2 separate regions of the Mus musculus genome follow, and region 1 is linked to region 2. The links are chromatin contacts, found by Hi-C or POLR2A ChIA-PET in ENCODE. All regions are on one chromosome and are shown on one strand. The core of a region is the stretch at or near the end of the contact, and the rest is flanking DNA. Distances in the headings are between cores, read along the strand shown.

What was found. Hi-C counts contacts between places; a loop is a spot of excess contacts on that map. ChIA-PET counts read pairs that join two places held with the same protein, here RNA polymerase II (POLR2A).
Region 1: POLR2A ChIA-PET joins it to region 2 with 99 read pairs in Patski. The contact joins the promoter of Edn1 here to the enhancer-like site in region 2. A Hi-C loop is called at or near these places in 1 of 37 maps with a recorded cell type or tissue (regulatory T cell). POLR2A ChIA-PET finds 5 or more read pairs at or near these places in 1 of 5 experiments (Patski).

The regions. Positions count from the first base shown.
Region 1 is chr13:42,299,857-42,303,644 of GRCm38, forward strand. It overlaps Edn1 (endothelin 1), which reads left to right and starts at 1,620. Exons shown (of 5, transcript NM_010104.4): 1 at 1,620-2,102; 2 at 3,701-3,788. The coding sequence starts at 2,039.
Region 2 is chr13:41,661,285-41,665,158 of GRCm38, forward strand. No RefSeq gene overlaps it. Among named protein-coding and RNA genes, the nearest start is that of Gm40925, 14 kb to the right of the region's middle. Within about 2 kb of position 1,606, at least 3 of the 3 ENCODE cell types and tissues checked have a DNase peak (open chromatin) inside an H3K27ac peak, as active enhancers do.

The DNA.
Region 1 (3,788 bases), core at 370-2,869, 640 kb after region 2:
AAGCAAAGCAGAGGCAGAGGCTTACCAGTGGCCCTGGGCCTCGGGTGTGGGTGTGGGAGGGATGCTGGTTCCTGCTTCTTCAATGTCTCCAGCTCTTAGTCCAGAGTCTCCTAAGGGACAGAGTTCTTAGTGACCTAAAGCTGCTGCTGCTGCTGCTGCTGCTGCTGCTGTGTCTCCCCTACTGAGATTCCCAGAGAGGTCACTAGGCCTAAGCATGTCTCTGTCCACAGCGTGGGTATTGCTATCAAGTCTGCCTTTTGATTGTAGAGGTGAAGAAATAAATGGTTGCATGGACTGGATTGAGTCTATTTTGGCCTCTACTCCCAGGGAAAACTGAAGTCAAACAAGACGGGATGAAGAAGGGACCTTTGTGGTAGCATCCTAGGGAAACCACTCTGCGTGGATCCTGTGTGTTGTTTCCAGCTTATGGGCATTCCGGGAGCTTGTTGAAAAAAGCCAACGTGTTTTCTGTGTGTTTTGCTTTATTCATGAAGACATGTTGTCACTTGTGCCTTAATAACCCATGGACACCTGGGGGAGGGAGTCTTTCATGGTAAAATAGACAGGAAACTGTTTGGAAAATGTAAACACGTTATTAAAGGGTGAGGTATGATCTGATGCACATATTCAGCATCGGCAGTCCTTCCCTCCCCACACCCCCCTTGTAGCTTTCTAATCAAGCACAGACCGCAGGTTTGCCCGAGTAAAGAAGCAAAGTGATGTGGAGGAGACTCTGGAAAGTCGGGGAAGGGAATAATGGAATGCCCTGAAGCCACCTCTCTTTAGTATGTGAGGCGCCCCTTCTCTGCCTGGCCACAGCTTGTTACTAATCATTTAGAAGCCGAGGCTTTAGTTGTTTTATCTTATTAAAGCATAAGCCCCTGCAGCTCTCCATCTCCCCCTGGCGGTCGTCTCTGCCATTTCTCAAGATCCTTCGCGATAGCAGCAATTCCCAGGGAGAGGCTGGGCACAAGAAATATTGGAGGGCGAGTGTGTGTGTGTGTGTGTGTGTGTGTGTGTGTGTGTGTGTGTGTACGTGTACTTCTGATCGGCGATACTAGGGAGATAAGGATGTACCTGACAAAACCACATTGTTGTTGTTATCATTATTATTTAGTTTTCCTTCCTTGCTAACTCCTGACGGAATCTTTCTCACCTCAAATGCGAAGTACTTTAGTTTAGAAAAGACTTGGTGGAAGGGGTGGTGGTGGAAAAGTAGGGTGATCTTCCAAACTAATCTGGTTCCCCGCCCGCCCCAGTAGCTGGGATTCAAGAGCGAAGAGTGGGGATCGTCCCCTTGTTTGATCAGAAAGACATAAAAGGAAAATCAAGTGAACAATGATCAGCCCCACCTCCACCCCACCCCCCTGCGCGCGCACAATACAATCTATTTAATTGTACTTCATACTTTTCATTCCAATGGGGTGACTTTGCTTCTGGAGAAACTCTTGATTCTTGAACTCTGGGGCTGGCAGCTAGCAAAAGGGGAAGCGGGCTGCTGCTCTCTGCAGGTTCTGCAGCGGTCTCTGTCTAGTGGGTGTTTTCTTTTTCTTAGCCCTGCCCCTGGATTGTCAGACGGCGGGCGTCTGCCTCTGAAGTTAGCCGTGATTTCCTCTAGAGCCGGGTCTTATCTCTGGCTGCACGTTGCCTGTGGGTGACTAATCACACAATAACATTGTTTAGGGCTGGAATAAAGTCAGAGCTGTTTACCCCCACTCTATAGGGGTTCAATATAAAAAGGCGGCGGAGAACTGTCCGAGTCAGAAGCGTTCCTGCACCGGCGCTGAGAGCCTGACCCGGTCTGCTCCGCTGTCCTTGCGCGCTGCCTCCCGGCTGCCCGCGACGCTTTCGCCCCAGTGGAAGGGCCACTTGCTGAGGACCGCGCTGAGATCTAAAAAAAAAACAAAAAACAAAAAACAAAAAAACCCAGAGGCGATCAGAGCGACCAGACACCGTCCTCTTCGTTTTGCATTGAGTTCCATTTGCAACCGAGTTTTCTTTTTTTCCTTTTTCCCCACTCTTCTGACCCCTTTGCAGAATGGATTATTTTCCCGTGATCTTCTCTCTGCTGTTCGTGACTTTCCAAGGAGCTCCAGAAACAGGTAGGCGCCACTTGCGAATCTTTCTACTTCAGCGCAGCGCAGTTATCGCTTCTGTTTTCCACTTTTCTTTCTTTCTTTTCTTTCATTCTTTCCTTTTTATTTATTTTTTTAATTACTGAAGCTCCAGCAGCAAGTGCCTTACAATTAATTAACTTCTGTGTGAAGCGAAAGAAATAAAACCCCTGTTTGAATACAACTGACTACAACCGAGTATCGCATAGCTTCAAAATAACGTTGTAGCAGTACAGCTGAAGCAAAAATCTATTTTGAAATAAGTGTGTTTAGGGTTGCACGGTTCATTTAGGGGCTTATTCAAACGTTGTCTTGATAGTGCGCTAATGTGTAAAATATTGAAACACTCCAACTTAAAGCCAAGGAATTTTATTCGGGTCATGCAGGCACACCGTGAGCAGGGAAATCACCTGCCGATCAACCATGCGCTGAATAACCCCGCAGGCGGTTTCAGGGCGAAGCACATGCTTTCTTTAAAATTTGTCACTATTGACTTAAGGTTTCATTTGGCAGGTTTTTGGCATCTTCAAACACTGTGAGCTCTATTGCAGTTGTATTCACCTGTCCTGGGAGGGGAGCCGGGATCATTCCTGCCTGATTAAGGAATTAGACAGTACGGGCCACAGCTGGTTCTTTTCTCCTCCCATCCTGTTTTTTGAGGGTCAGTGCCCTCTTTTTGTCTTTTCATGACCCTAAGCAAAGAGAAAGGATGTCAAAAGGGTGAAAGCCCTGGAATGTGTCTGATCGTTTGGAATGAACAAAATCGAGCAGATAAACTGCGCGGCGATGCTGTGTTGGGCCAGAGGGAGGTGTCAAGTCCCACAGCAAGCTGTGCTGCCCAAAGATTCTGAATTCTGAACCCACGGGGTACTTTCCCTGGGTTCCCTGAGCAGCTGTACCTTCTCTTCCGTCAGTGGCAACTTGTCTCCCACCTGAAGTGAATATTGTAAAGTTAGTTTCTTTTCGGTGTCCAGGCATTTTCTGAAAGTTTTTGCTTTCTGTCTATTATAAAAAGGCACCCATATGCCACCTAGACTGGTCTGTGCCCCTACACACGCTGGAATGGGGTGGAAACCCCTAAAGAGTTTATCCTGAGTAGGGAACATGTCTCCATAGCCAGGAATAGGCAGTCTATATTATTTGCTGGTGGCCACCTGTCAGTTTAATCTATGGGAGTTGTGCCATTCTATGTCTCAGGTATGGACTCCCTCAAAATTCCACCAGACAGTATCTACTTCAAAGCGGCTTCAGAAGGCTGGGGAGTCCTTTCCTCTCTCTCTCTCTCTCTCTCTCTCTCTCTCTCTCTCTCTCTCTCTCTCTCTCTCTGTGTGTGTGTGTGTGTGTGTGTGTGTGTGATCTCCCTGCAGGTGGATAAGCCAGCCAGGGTAAGGGTGAAGTCCTGTTAGGCACGGAGAACAAAGGAAGCTCTTTTCTTTCTGTTTGTGTTTCTGGCTAAAGGCAGTTTTATGCCTTGTCTGCTTCTATTTGCGCTGCTAGATCTGACCTGAATACTAGGGTGCAGGTGCTTGCTCTGGACGCCTGAAGAAAGATATTACTACCAATCTGACCCTCTCTTCTCTTCACAGCTGTCTTGGGAGCCGAACTCAGCACCGGAGCTGAGAATGGAGTGCAGAGCCCCCCTCCCAGCACACCCTGGAGACCCCGCAGGTCCAA
Region 2 (3,874 bases), core at 356-2,855:
CGGCACTGTGGAGATGGGTACTTTCAGAAATGTCTGAGCATGGAGGGCTCTGACTTAGACAGAGGTTCATGCCTCTGTTTTGTTGCAGATGGTTCAAGTTCCTTTGTTTGTTCTGTGGAAATATAATTTTATTCTGTCTGAACCCCAGCCCATGGGACAGTGTCACTGACATCCAGAGCGACCTCGGGCCAATCATTTCTAGAAGCACTGTCGAGCCTGTGCATGCGCGCACACACAGCCAAAGGCATACCTCACTAATGGCCTGATTTGTTTCTTAATCCATTCATTTTGATGTTTGCTATCAGCTATCCTATGTTATAAACTTACTTCACAAAGGAGAAAGGGGAGGAAGGGACAAAAAATCAATAACAGCAGATATATTGCATGGGCACTGAAAATTATGAATGCAACTGGAAGAAAGCAGAACAGGAACGAAGGGTGCGGAGGGTGGTTTGTGACAGAAGAGGGAGCATCGCAATAGAAGCTTCAAGTGTAATTTTAATGAAGCAGGGAGAAGAGGAACAAGAGAGGGTTTTTATTTCTTGTCATGAAGAATTGATATCAGTCATGGACAAATGTAGGACATATATTCATATATATGTCCCATACCAATGTGTATATATACACACAAATCCATCATGCCAGTATCTGTAGGCTAATAATCTAAAGATATTTATGTATACAATAATAATATTATTTATTTTGTAATTAGATGCCTACATAATTATGTATGCTTTATGTGTGTGTGTATACATTTCATAATTTTAATAATGTCTCTAAAAGGAAGTATGTGCCCTCAGACATTTGAATATCTCATCCAAGTCAGGCGGCTACATGAGAAATGTCTAGATCCCCTCCTAACATGACTGAGAGTTACATCTCTCAGTCATGTGAGCCGTGGAAGTCTGTGCTTTTGACCTGTTACTTTGATCAGGATTCGTACTACTGCGGGTAGACTTTAGTTTGAGGTGAGAAGGTACCGGAAGCAGCGAGGGTTCCTGGGATGCGGCTGATACCTGAAGGAGGGGAGGCTGTTGGAGCAGGGCACAGCTAGCGCATCATGCTACATACACCACTCCCAATCTCAAACCCAAGTCAGAGCCCTGGTTTCTGTTGTCTCTGAAAGGTTTTAGTGCACAAATAAGCAAATAAGAGACAAGGAATGTCCAGTCATTGTTTGCAGAGTTTCTGGAATTTCGCGCATTGTTAGTTTAGCTGTTCAAGAAGGCTTTGCTTCGCTGTTTATCAAACAGCAGCAGGCTCGTGAATAACTTCCTCGGGTACTGGCCCACATTCTCTGTCCCCTTGGCGTCTCTTGCCCAGCAAGGCTCATTCAGGGCGTCTTCCCAACATCCTGTCTGGGAATGCGCAGTTTTTCTCTGCTTACTAAGCCCCAGTGGCCCTTATTGAAATGACCTCCTGCCCAGGAAGAGCTGCTCTGGCGCCTGGCTGGAAGCAACCGTGGTTTCTAGGAAGTCACACACACACACACACACACACACACACACACGAGCGAGCGTGCGTGCGTGCCCATGCTGGAAGTCGTGTTCAGAAAGGGCAGAATGTTCTTCCTAAGGAACTTTCCTGACCCAAGAACCAGCAGGTGTTACAGCAACAGCTAAAACAGGCCAAGTCAGGGGCAGGGCACACACTGGAAGCCAGCCAGAACCACAAGCAGCAGCCCTGGTGACTAAGGCAAGCTGAGGCGGCATGGGGATTTTCCATGGGCATAAGAGAACACCATGTGTGTGGTTGTGTGTGTCTGTGTGTATATGTGTGTTTGTATATGTGTATGGAGTATGTATGTGGAGTGAGTGTTTGTATGTGGACAGTGTAGAGTGTATTTGTGTATGTATGTGTGGAATGTGTGTGTATACATGGAGTGTGTAGTGTGTGTATGTGTATGTGTGTATAGTGTGTGTGCATGTTGTGTGTAGTATATGTATGAATTGTATATAGAGTATGTATGTGTGTGTGTAGTGTGTGTGCTTGGAGGGTGTAGTGTGTGTGTGTGTTTGTTTGGAGTATGTGTGTATGTGTGTGTGTAGTATGTGTGTGTGTGTGTGATCATAGGTGCATTCAAGTATAAAACTTACTGAGATATCTTCAAAGCCAGCAGCATTTAAGAAAAAAACTAACAGCAGAAATCCATCTCAAAAGAATGTTGCTTACCTTAGCTAAGCATGTTCTAAAGCTATTGTGATTCTTTTCTTTTTACACTTTAAAGCAGTGAGTTACCATCCCCCCTGTGTGAGTGTGTGAGTGTGTGTGTGTGGGTGGGGGGGTTGAATGACTGTTTCACAGAGGTGGCCTAACACCAATGAAAAACGATGCTACTCACATTGCAATTCATAACAGTAGCAACATTACAGTTATGAAGTAACGTGACTCTATGTTTGCCGTTGCCACACCGTGAGGCACTGGATCAAGGGTTGCGGCATCAGGAAGGTTGAGAACCACTGTTTTAACGGGTTACCAGTGAGAACAGGGAGACCGGAAGTCTCCAAACACCCTGTGTCTTAGTTTGGTTTGCTGTGACAAAACACCCTGAACAAAAGCAATATGGTGAGGAAAGGGTTTGTTTCAGCTGACAGGATAGAGTCCACCATCAAGAGAATGCAGGGCAGGAGCTCAAGGCAGAAGCCTGGAAGCAGACACCGAGGCAGAGGCCGGGGAGGGGTGCGCTTACCGGCTTGCTCCCATATGACTTGCTCAGAATTCTTTCTTACAGCACCCAGAACCACCTCTCCAGGGGTGGCACCACCTACAACAATCTAGGCTCTCCTCCAATCAATCATTAATCCAGAAAATGTCCCCGACAACATAAGACTACGTGACAGTCTTATGGAGGCATAAACTGAAGTTTCTTCTTCCTGGGCGACCTAGCTTGTAGCAAGCTGACAAAATCATCATTATCATTATCATCATCATCAAAGACAACTCCCTGAACATTAAAAAAAAATCTAAAGAGGTAGAATAGTAAACTTTTTAGCAATGACACTTTTGTAATTATTATGCTTAAGACATCCATCCTCTAAGGATTCCAAGGACCAAGAAACTGAGTGCCTTGCAGAATCATGATTCCAGCTTCCAGATGCTTAAGGTACTGTGACCTCTCTCATCAAAGCCAGTGTCACAGGTGTATGACATTGACACAGCCCTGGACTCAAAAGAGTTCCTAATCCGGTTTCACTTACAACTGTGGCCATCTTGAAGCCCTTAATAGTTTTATCTAACTTGAAGACTTTAGTATGACACAGGTGAGCTGAGTTATGACAGGAAATGCATCTTTTGGTCCTTGATGCTGGCTCACATTTAGAATTTGAGATGGCCCAAGAGCACAGATTCTACTGAAAGAAAATATGAGTGAAGGGTGACTAGGACTGAGTAAGGAAGGAAGGATGTTGATTTTGTCCCGTTTATGCCAGAACTTGTCTTGAATAAAGAATGAAGACCCTGACTGAGATTTTAAGAAACATGACTGGACACCCTATGTCCCTTCTGTCTAATCTTGCTTCCCTGACTTAGGCAAAGTGATGATACAAGTTAACAGGGAAAGAGAGAGAATGAGAGAGGGAGAGAGAGAGAGAGAGAGAGAGAGAGAGAGAGAGAGAGAGAGAGAGAGAGCTGCATACATGTTAAATACCTTTATGTTTGAATTTTTAAACCAACATTTTACAACATAAAGGTCAGCAATAAAACTCATCCCAGACATTTTTAGATTTAATTTTCTTTACTTAGAATGACATTAAGTTGCAAAGTAAAAGATTCAGAGGTGAATGTGATTGAAGAGATGTACGTGTGCGAAAATGTCATGCTGAAATCCATTATTATGTATAATTAATATGTACTGATTTAAGTCAATAAGGAAAAA